2 separate regions of the Homo sapiens genome follow, and region 2 is linked to region 1. The links are chromatin loops, found by intact Hi-C in ENCODE. Cell type or tissue: HCT116. All regions are shown on one strand. Each heading gives the region's core, and the rest is flanking DNA. Links, peaks and the distances in the headings are about the cores only.

Region 1 (5,373 bases), core at 270-5,269:
CGTTTTCTTATCCTTAGTAGTGATTATATGGATTATATAGTAGTGATTATATGGATTCATTTTATAAGTATTTAAATTTACGTATATACCTCATAAACTTTCTGCATGTTTATCTCACAGTGTTAAAATGCTTAATTAATTAACTGTAGAAAATTGATACAATCATCATAAGCATACATGCATCCAATATACAATCTTGAACTATATCAAACAAACAGGAAAAAATACATAAATCACCAATTGTAGTTGGAAATGTTTTAACATGCATCTCTAAGAACTGTAGATCACATAGAACTGAAAATAGTATGGATATGAATGAGCTGAAATGAAAAACATTTTTAAAAATATGTAGAACCAAAATAAACAGGCACTCTTTTTGAATATACATATAACACTTACAACAATAGACCATGTATTAGGCCATAAAGGAAGCATCAATAAATTCCAAAGATCCAATCCCATTCAGACAATGTTCTCCTACTACAATGCATTCTGAAATTAACATTTGTAAAAACAATTGCTAAAATAAAATCCCACTTACTTGGAAAATAAATAACATATTACTAGATCAGACTCAGCTTATAAAACACTTAGAAGTGAATGAAACACTACATGACAGAATTTGTGTACTACAAATAAAGCAGTATTTAAAGGCAAACTTACAGTTTTAAATACACTAATAATTAAGAGAGATTAAAATCAAATGAGCTGCCACAGGAGACACAACCTCACACCCTTCAGGATAGCTACTATCAATAACACACACATACACACACACACACACACACACACTCAGAGAGAGAGAGAGAATAAGTGTTAGTGAAGATGTGGAGAAATTGAAGCATTTCTGCACTATTGGTGGGAATGTAAAATGATACAGCTGCTATGGAAAACAGTATGGCAGTCACTTAAATAGCTAAAAATAGAATTACCATATAATCCAGCAATTCCACTTCTGGTATATACCCAAAGGAATTGAAAGCAGAAACTCAAATAGAAATTCGTACACTTATGTTCATAGCAGCATCGTTCATAATAGCTAAAAGGTCAGAACAACCCAAATGTCTATCGATGGATGATGGCTAAACAAAATATTCCGTTTTAATAATATTCCATTGTAGTATTCACATACAATAGCATATTATTTATCCTTTTTAAAAAGGAATGAAATTATGGTACATGATACAACATGGATGAACCTTAAGAACATTGTGCTGGCCGGGTGCAGTGGCTCACGCCTGTAATCCCAGCACTTTGGGAGGCCGAGGTGAGTGGATCACCTGAGGTCAGGAGTTCGAAACCAGCCTGGACAACATAGCCAAACCCGTCTCTACTAAAAATACAAATATTAGCCGTGCGTGGTGGTGGGCGTCTGTAATCCCAGCTACTGGGGAGGTTGAGGCAGGAGAATCGCTTGAACCCGGGAGGCGGAGGTTACAGTGAGCTGAGATCGCACCATTGCACTCCAGCCTGGGAGAAAAAGCCAGACTCTGTCTCAAAAAAAAAAAAAATTGTGCTAAGGGAAATAAAGGAGTCACAAAAAGACAGCTACTGTGTGATTCCACTTTTATGAGATACCTAGAGTAGTCAAATTTATAGAGACGGAAAGCAGAATGGCAGTTGCCAGGGATTAGAGATAGAGGGAGGTGGAGAGTTATTAGTTAATGGGTATAGAGTTTCAGTTTTGAAAGATGAAGAGTTCCTGGAGATAGATAGTGGTGATGGTTGCATAACAGTGTGAATGTACCTACCACCACTGAGCTGAACATTTTAAAATGGTTCATATGCCAAATTTTGTTTTCTGTGTATTTTACCACAATTAAAATTTTTTATGGAAAACAAAAACAAACGTTCTGGCTTCCAGATTCCTATAGAATAACGCCAGTTACCTAAATTTGAATCTCTCCACACATCCTATAAACAAACAAAACTAAGGAGAACGAATAAAACCATCCATGGCTACAATATAATTTACAGACAGAGAAAATTATAAACCCCATTTTATATAAAAGCAGGTATATACATCCAAAACCAGCAGATCCAGTTACAGAGCCATGCTCTAGAAGAGAAGCCAAGATGGCACAGAAAGGCTAAACCACCACCAGAAAAAGAGTCCCATCTTGAGTGGAGAAATACTGACAATACGTCCGAGATCTGGTAGATGAAAGAACTGAGACAGATTTTAAAAGGGGGTGAAATTGTTTGAGACTGGCCATGGCAATGTTGCAAAGGCAAGAGGAAAGGCAGGAGGAAAGAGGCGACTTGAAGGGAAGGTACCCCTTCAGGGCTTGATGGTGAAGAAAAAGGAAGCAAGCAATGAGTAAGAGTCCCAGGCTGGGTGCGGTGGCTCACTGCTGTAAACCAACATTATGGGATGCTGAGGAGGACGGATATCTTAAGGTCAGGAACTCGAGACCAGCCTGGGCAACATGGCAAGATGCCTGTCTCTACAAAAATATTAAAATTAAATAAAATAATAAAATTAAATAAATACAAAATTTAGCCAGGCGAGGTAGCGCGCACCTGTGGTCCCAGCTACTCAGGAGGAAGCTGAGGCAGGAGGATTGCTTGAGGCAGAGGTTCCAGTGAGCTGAGACGGCGCCACTGCACTCCAGTCTCGGAGAGAGAGATAGACCCTGTCTCAAAAAGAAAAAGAAAAAGAAAAGAAAATTAAGAGTCCCACAGAAATGAAAGAGAATTACAAAATCACAAGGCATCAGTCGGTGCTCCACTCTAAAAAAGGGCTATTTCGGGGAAAAATGCATTTTGTTCTACCAACAAAAGAGGGCACTCTTGAACTAAGAAAGCTGGTAAGGCACCCAAACTTCTGCCTCATTTGCAGTTGCTGAAACTGGAAAATAAAATATTACAAAATGCACAGAAAATTGCAGACATATTATATAGAAAAATTTTAAGTGAAAATCCATACTTTTTTTTTTTTTTTTGAGACGGAGTCTCGCTCTGTCGCCCAGGCTGGAGTGCAGTTGCGCAATCTCGGCTCACTGCAAGCTCCGCCTCCCGGGTTCACGCCATTCTCCTGCTTCAGCCTCTCTGAGTAACTGGGACTACAGGCGCCCGCCACCACGCCCAGCTAATTTTTTTGTATTTTTAGTAGAGACAGGGTCGCACCGTGGTCTCGATCTCCTGACCTCGTGATCCGCCCGCCTCGGCCTCCCAAAGTGCTGGGATTACAAGCGTGAGCCACCGAGCCCAGCCAAAAGTCCGTATTTTTTTTAAACTCACCATGGAACCGGAAAACTGAAACACAGTACTCCAACCTAAATTAGATAACCTTAAACAATCATTTGGTAACATGAAAAAAATGCCATGAATCAGAAAAATAACTCAGAAGAGAAATAGACAAAGAACAAAATAACTAAGAAAACAGTTTGTAAAAAAGCAGGAGAAATAGAAGGAAAAAAAATCAGAAAAAAACTAAATTATAAGATGTCCAAAGGGAAGAGCTTTTACTTAAGATATAATAACTGGTATTGAGAAAAGGTATTAACACAGCCAATAAAAAAAAAAAGATATCTCTTAGAACATCCATTAGATTTGAAAGAAAAACTCCTCTGGGCCTCAGGCAAAAAGGATGAGAAGATACAAGTATACAATTAACTGTTACAACAAACACATGAACATTACTGAACATTGAAAAATATTTTTAAAGTTAAGAGTTTGGTTGTTTTAGGTTTTCTTTTCTTTTTTTTCTTTTTTTTTTTTTTTTTGTGATACGGAGTCTTGCTCTGTCGCCCAGGCTGGAGTGCAGTGGCGCGATCTCGGCTCACAGCAAGCTCCACCTCCCGAATGGCTCACGCCATTCTCCTGCCTCAGCCTCCCGAGTAGCTGGGGCTACAGGCGCCCGCCACCACACCCGGCTAATTTTTTTGTATTTTTAGTAGAGACGGGGTTTCACCGGGTTAGCGAGGATGGTCTTGATTTCCTGACCTCGTGATCCGCCCGCCTCGGCCTCCCAAAGTGCTGGGATTACAGGCATGAGCCACCGCGCCCGGCCTGTTTTTGGTTTTCAAGCACTTCCTTACTTTCTAGCACTGTGAGATGCACCCTGTCCATCTCTGTATTTCCTGCCCAGTGCTAAAATCAGCCATTTCTCCATGGTTCCCCATGGAAAAGGAGCTGAACTTCAGCAGTAAAAGAGCTGGAAAGCACCCGCGGGTCTCGAACCACCCAGAGAGGTGGTTACAATGTACTCGAAGTAACCGCTGAGCTAAAGCCAGCCCAGAGGCTATCTCCGGATTATATTTTCTTGACTGGTGAGAAAGACCTACGTCACAAAGTGAGTCAAAACAACAGTGTTTTAGCATGACTCAGCAACCAGGACTGTCCAACACGCCACCGCCTCCAGACAATTGGAGTGTACAGCCAGGGACACACAGCAGTGACAAGGACACAGCCTTCCCCTAACCCTGGAGAGCTCTTCCGCAGTTGTGTACCTGGCTTATTTTCTCCTTCTCAGCAGTCACCTGGTCCACAAGTCTCGACACACCCCCACCTCCTTCGCCTTCAGCCACTGCGCTCCCAAAACAACCACGCAGGGTCACTTTGTGATCAAATCGACTTTTACAACTAGTGCTTGGGCCAGGGGAGTGGCGTCTTTACAAGGTGTAAATTGTATTTCAGACCTTATCTTAGAACTTCGCTGCTAAACTAGATAAACCTTCCAACCCCGGCCCAGGTGAAACTTCCTGTTATGCTTTTTAAATTTTTTTTGTTAGAGACAGACTCTCCCTCTGTCACCCAGTCTGGAGTGCAATGGCCCCATCTAGGCTTAACCCATACGCCCCTCTTAGCCTCGCGAGTGGCTAGGACTACAGGCATAGGCCACCATGCCTAACTAATGTTTTTTCTTTTCTTTTCATTTATTTATTTATTTTATTTATTTATTTTTTTGAGATGGAGTCTCCACTCTGTTGCCCAAGCTGGACTGCAGTGGTACCACCTCAGCTCACTGCAGCCTCCGCCTCCCGGGTTGAAGTGATTCTCATGCCTCTCCCTCCCAAGTAGCTGAGACTACAGGCACGCGCCACCACACCCATCTAATTTCTGTATTTTTTAATAGAGGCGAGGTTTCACCATTTTGGACAGGCTGGTCTCGAACTCCTGACCTCAAGTGATCCACTTGACTTGGCCTTCCAAATGGCTGGGATTACAGGCTTCAGCCATCGGGCCCAGCCTTTTTTGTTGTTGTTGTCGGAGACGGAGTCTTCCTATGTGGCCAAGGTTGACCTGGAACTGGCCTCAAGAGATCCTTCCACCTCAGCCACCCAAAGTGCTAGGATTACCCGTGTGAGCCTCCATGCCTGGCCTAAAAATTATTTCCATTTTTAATACCACAGGAACATCTATTCTTTT
Region 2 (5,373 bases), core at 262-5,261, 280 kb before region 1:
CCAGGCGCGGTGGCTCACACATGTAATCCCAGCACTTTGGGAGGCCGAGACAGGCAGATCTCGAGGTCAGGAGATTGAGACCATCCTGGCTAACACAGTGAAACCGCGTCTCTACTAAAAAATAGAAAAAACTTAGCCGGGCGTGGTGGTGGGCGCCTATAGTCCCAGCTACTCAGGAGGCTGAGGCAGGAGAATGGCATGAACCCGGGAAGTGGAGCTTGCAGTGAGCTGAGATCGTGCCACTGCAGTCCAGCCTGGGCAACAGAGCAAGACTCCATCTAAAAATAAAAAATTTAAAAAAAAATGAGGCATAACATACATATAGCAAACTCTTTTAAAAATATAAATCAGATTATATCACTCCTCTGCTTAAGCTTTCTACTGCCTTGAGAAAAAAAAAAAAAACTCCTTACCATGATACATAAGTCCCTTCAATAATCTGATTTTTATTTCTTCTCCACTCTCATCTACAAATCTCCCTCTTACTATTATACTCCAACCATACAGGCCTTCTTTCAGATCCTCAAACACTCTTTGGAATTGTTTTTTTATTGTTGTTTGTTAGAGATAGGTTCTCACTCTGTCAACCAGGCTGAAGTGCAGTGGTGCAATCATTGCTTGATGTAACCTCAAACTCCTGGACTCAATCGACCCTCCTGTCTCAGCCTCCCAAGTGGCTGGGACTACAGGCCACCATACCTGGCTCCTTGGAGTTGTTTTTGCCTCAGGATCTTTACACATCTGGTTTGCTTTTGTCTTGAATGATTTCTCATCCATTCTTTTTTTTTTTTTTTTTTTTTTTTTTTTTTGAGACGGAGTTTCGCTCTGTCGCCCAGGCTGGAGTGCAGTGGCGCGATCTCGACTCACTGCAAGCTCCGCCTCCCGGGTTCACGCCATTCTCCTGCCTCAGCCTCCTGTGTAGCTGGGACTACAGGCACGCGCCACCATGCCCGGCTAATTTTTGTATTTTTAGTAGAGACGGGGTTTCACCGTGTTAGCCAGGATGGTCTCGATCTCCTGACCTCATGATCCGCCCGTCTCGGCCTCCCAAAGTGCTGGGATTACAGGCGTGAGCCTCTCATCCATTCTTAGCATGACTCCTCACTCTTCAAGTCTGTATTAAATGTAACCTCCTTGGAAAGGCATTCTATGACATTCCTAGCCAAGCAGCACCCCCTTGGCCTATTATTCTCTACCACTGTAAGATTCACAAAGGCAAAAAATGTATCTGTTTATTCACCAATGTATCACCAGTGCCTAGCACAATTCCTGGCCCATAACAGGTGTTTAGTAAATACTTGCTGGATGAATGAATGAAAGGACTGATGTGAGAAGTGAAAGTGGTACCCACTCTTTAGCAGACCAAACAACTCTCCAATGAGGCACTTTTGGGGTCCCTAAAGACAATGATGTAATGCATGTAAAGTACTAAGCTTGATCCTTAGCACAATGCAAGAATTCAGTAAATGGTATCACATATGGGCAATTATATATAATGCAGCTCTCAGGGCTTAGGAGACCAAGATAATGATACTGCAAATTTACAGCAGGCAGTGACGAGAGAGGGTAAGAAATTTTCTTCTCTCTTCCAAACCCTTTTCCTTACACCCTGGCAGAGCTGACACAATAGCACTTTAGGGATGAGAAACAAATTTTTTCTCTGAGACTAATGACTTTGATCTATCTAAGTTAATCAAATCTGCAATTGAGCTCAGCCAGAATCTGCCTGTTTACCTTTAAAATACAGGTCCTGTCTCTAAGAGACTGAGACAAAAGAGAGAAATGTATTTAAAAACCTCTGATTCGGCACCTAAAACTGGGTTTCAGCACCACTCCACAGTCCTTTAGTTGCCCTCAGAGCCCAAAATGGAAATTTTTCTTCAACCATAACCAGGACTCTGCATGAGGCCTAAGCACTGTCATCTGGAGATGCAGAACACAGAGATATGTTCATCTTGCACAGTTAAAGGACATTAATGGCTGTGTGTATTGGCAGAGGGAGCCCCTCACAGCAGGACTGCCAAGAGTTAATCCACTTTAACATGTCACTGAGCTTCCTGGTTCTATATGACTCAGCCTAAACTCCAGGAGGCAGAGATCTAGTCAGGTGCCTCCTCCACATGTCCAGCTTCCGCAGAGCAGAACAAGGTGTGGTCTCTCCAGTCCCTCACAGACCACTGTGCCTCACCTGTTCTGGTTGTTGTATAAAACAAACATCTCTGAGAGCTCAGCAGCATGTAGACTGTGACTCATTCCAGTAAAACAAAAGCTTAAGGATCTGACAAACACTGACTGACCTCCTAATCTGAATTCCTTTTGGTTAAGAGCACTCAAGACACTTGGCTGGCTTTGCCTATAAAATGTCATGCCTTTGGGGCAGAATCATGGAGATACTCCCTTTTGAAGAAGATGAAAACGGAAGAAGCACATTTCTACCCCTAACCCCAACCAGGGGCCAGTATCAGCAAATGATCAATCAAGGAAATGTTTCTTCTTTCAGTGCTGCCTCCTTTCCCTTCTAGGATCTCCGGCAAGTCCCCTCCCTTATGCTCCCAGGGTCCTAGCTCACCCTCAGGCAAAGACAAGACTGAGGATGCAGTCAAGACCCAAATGAATGGGCCTGTTAAGAGGCTAGAAGGAGGATTTCAGACACATATAAATCTGGTAGGGGTCTGAATCGTTAGGCAGAGCCCTTCCCAGACTACAGATTACAACCCAATAGGATTTAAAAGTTTATTTAACAGAATACGACCATAATTATACAAAATATGGTTTTGCTTTTTTATTGGATTAGCCGATATCTTCACAATTGGTAGGGATATATTTTAAAATCAGAACAACATATATTTTAATAAATGCATACAGATCTTCACTTCTACTTTAAAAACTGCCCTCTGGGGCCGGGAATGGTGGCTCACATCTAAAATCCCAGCACTTTGGGAGTCTGAGGCAGGTGGATCACTTGAAGCCAGGAGTTCAAGACCAGCCTAGGGAACATGGTGAAACCCCATCTCTACTAAAACTATAAAAATTAGCGAGACTGTGGTGGTGCACGCCTGTAATTTCATCTACTTGGGAGGCTGAGGCATAAGAATCACTCGAACCCGGGAGGCGGAGGTTTCAGTGAGCTGAGATTGCACCACTGCACTCCAGCCTGGGTGACAGAGCAAACAAACAAAAAACCCTGCCCTCTGGAAGTAGCTGGCCACTTCATGTAATCCTATAATCCAATTTGGGCACTTCCCTTAGGCACTGCCCAGGAATCTTTTTGGCAAAATTTCCAGCTTTCCTCTTTCATGCTAAACTAACCCTGGCTGCCTGAGTTGATGGAGTTGAGCCTCAGGGACTAGGATTGATCAGGTCAGAGTCTTTGCCAAGGCAAATGCCAGGAAAGGGCCAGAAGATTGTGAAGCAAATGCCAGGCCTGTTAAACTCACCCTCATCTGCATTTGGAACTGTTCTGTTAAGGCCAGGAGGGCTTTTCTGATTTACACTGACTTTCCCTAATAGAACATAAACTCATTTTGACCAAGGATACTATTTTCAGGAAAGCTCTCAGAGGGGCATGTGCTGGAGGGTGTTGGAGGGTGTTCACTTTTCTGATCTTCTCTTCATCTTGCTTTGTTCTCTTTCTGTTCTTGAGGACTTGCCCTGGTTCTCTCACTAGTGCATAGTCCTGGGCCATTTACATAAATATCTCTGAGCCTCAGTTTCCTCATCCATAAAATGGAGATGATCCCCTTCCTGTCTACATCACAGGGTTGTCGATGTAGTTAACATTTACTGTGCCCTTCCTATGTGTGTGCAACAGAGTTAAACAAATCTGCACGTCGTATAGGTTTTGGTCCTGACAAGAGCCCTATGAAGTAGACATTTCTAGTATCTCTGTCTGTGTTATGTGTCTGTTTTATAGATGAGGGGACTAAGGACTAATGGTCACATGGTCACTAACTGGTGGATCCTGGGACTCAAATCTAGGGAGTCTGACTCCAGCTAGGAGACTCAGATCCTGAGCTGTATAACAAGGTCATCCTTTGAAAATGCTAAAGCGTTATACAAATGTGCCAATTATTATGGTTATTGCCTGTTTTGTTACTACTATTTGGGAGGCACAGAGATGCCAGCAGGAGCCCTAAGCCAGAATGAGTTGAAAGGAGTGGAGGTGGGGGAAGGGGTGCGGATGCAGCCCGGCCTCCAGGTTTCGGCCCCGCCCCTTTGCTCCCCATTCATCCCTTTGTTACCAGCTCTGGGATTTCAGTGCTGAGGTTAATAAAGAGCTTCCAGAAAACCCATCATTTTGATTAAAGCCGGGGACTATCTTGCCAGACAGCACTCTGGAGCCTGCCTACCGCCCACTCTGCTAAGTCAGTGCAGCCGGCAAAGGCTATTAAATGATTATAGCCGTTTCCGGCCCAGCCCCTGGACTGCTCGTTCTTTGGCGCTGGCGGCTGCTGCTGCCTCTGGATGCCCAGGAAAGAGTCAGGGCACCGAAGGCTGTGCAGATTCTGTGTTTGCAAGTGAACTTCCAGGCTTTCCGCGCAGAGACACCCCGCCTCTCCCTCCTCCTTATTTCCGCTCACCACCCAAGTCAGCCACTGCAGTCTTTTTCAAACAGCCCCGATTTCTTTGCTCCTTCTTGGTTTTGGGCATCAATTTAATCAACCTCTCTCTCTGTCTCCCTCTCTGTCAGAATTTGGCCGATTGTAGAATGATAGTATATACTCAGGCTGACCAAAAGGCAAAAACCATCCGCCATCAACCACTGAAACAGCCCAGGTTGTAAAATATCTCAAGCTCCTTCCCCGCCCCCTATTTCGCCATCTGTGGGGTTTGTTGGACCGACTGGACAAGCTCCGCCTTCTCCCACACCTTCACCCCCAACCCCCGCCAGTCCTTTATGAATTGGGCAAACCTAATCTGAGTAATCACAGCCCACAAAACACAGGAGAATCGTGGTCTGAAACCCAAATCCTGTCCAGGATCAGAGAGAGAGGGAGAAAGCTAAGCCCACCTGGGCTAGCATTTCCAGCACTTCCCCGCTGCTGCTTAGTCCTTCAATTGACAGTGGAAAGACTTTTCCATGGAAACAAGGGAATGTAAAAATATACTCCCTGTTCTCTGTAGGATCTTAGGCTCTGTAATCAGAATAGTAGGCTTAAACCTGGCTACATCATGTAAATTATGGTGATGTTTGGCAAATTATTTCATATCTCTGGGCCTCAGTTTTCATCCGTAAAAAAAGTTCATAAGAGTGCCCGCCCCATAGGGTTGATTTATAGATTAAATGTAACTATCCTTATACAGCACATAGCATAAGTGCATGGTGCAAAGTAAAAACTCGTTAAATTTTACTTATTAAGATCAGAGCAACAG

Evidence for each region. Peaks named below come from ENCODE experiments on the same cell type or tissue, not always from the same donor. Only the 100,000 strongest peaks of a DNase experiment are listed, where the experiment ranks them.
Region 2: a loop joins it to region 1, with 2.7 times the contacts of the local background. A loop is called at or near these places in 3 of 110 quality-filtered maps.

What each region holds. Positions count from the first base shown.
Region 1 is chr5:140,717,793-140,723,165 of GRCh38, reverse strand. All of the region lies in intron 1 of LOC105378198 (a long non-coding RNA gene), which reads right to left. It also overlaps VTRNA1-2. Among named protein-coding and RNA genes, the nearest start is that of ZMAT2, 20 kb to the right of the region's middle. RefSeq lists an enhancer at 4,361-4,470. In HCT116, for the core only: a CTCF peak has its summit at 2,764 (motif pointing right); DNase peaks (open chromatin) are centred at 2,795, 3,068, 3,299 and 4,235; H3K4me3 peaks cover 1,474 bases; H3K27ac peaks cover 2,427 bases.
Region 2 is chr5:141,001,138-141,006,510 of GRCh38, reverse strand. All of the region lies in intron 3 of PCDHA1 (protocadherin alpha 1), which reads right to left. The region is part of intron 3 of PCDHA2 (protocadherin alpha 2); the gene reads right to left. The region is part of intron 3 of PCDHA3 (protocadherin alpha 3); the gene reads right to left. The region is part of intron 3 of PCDHA4 (protocadherin alpha 4); the gene reads right to left. It also overlaps PCDHA5, PCDHA6, PCDHA7, PCDHA8, PCDHA9 and PCDHA10, and 7 more genes. Among named protein-coding and RNA genes, the nearest start is that of PCDHAC2, 37 kb to the right of the region's middle. RefSeq lists enhancers at 1,615-2,207, 3,396-3,989, 3,990-4,583, 4,584-5,178. In HCT116, for the core only: no CTCF peak of the experiment used is centred there; DNase peaks (open chromatin) are centred at 2,180, 4,450 and 4,810; H3K4me3 peaks cover 2,464 bases; H3K27ac peaks cover 4,140 bases.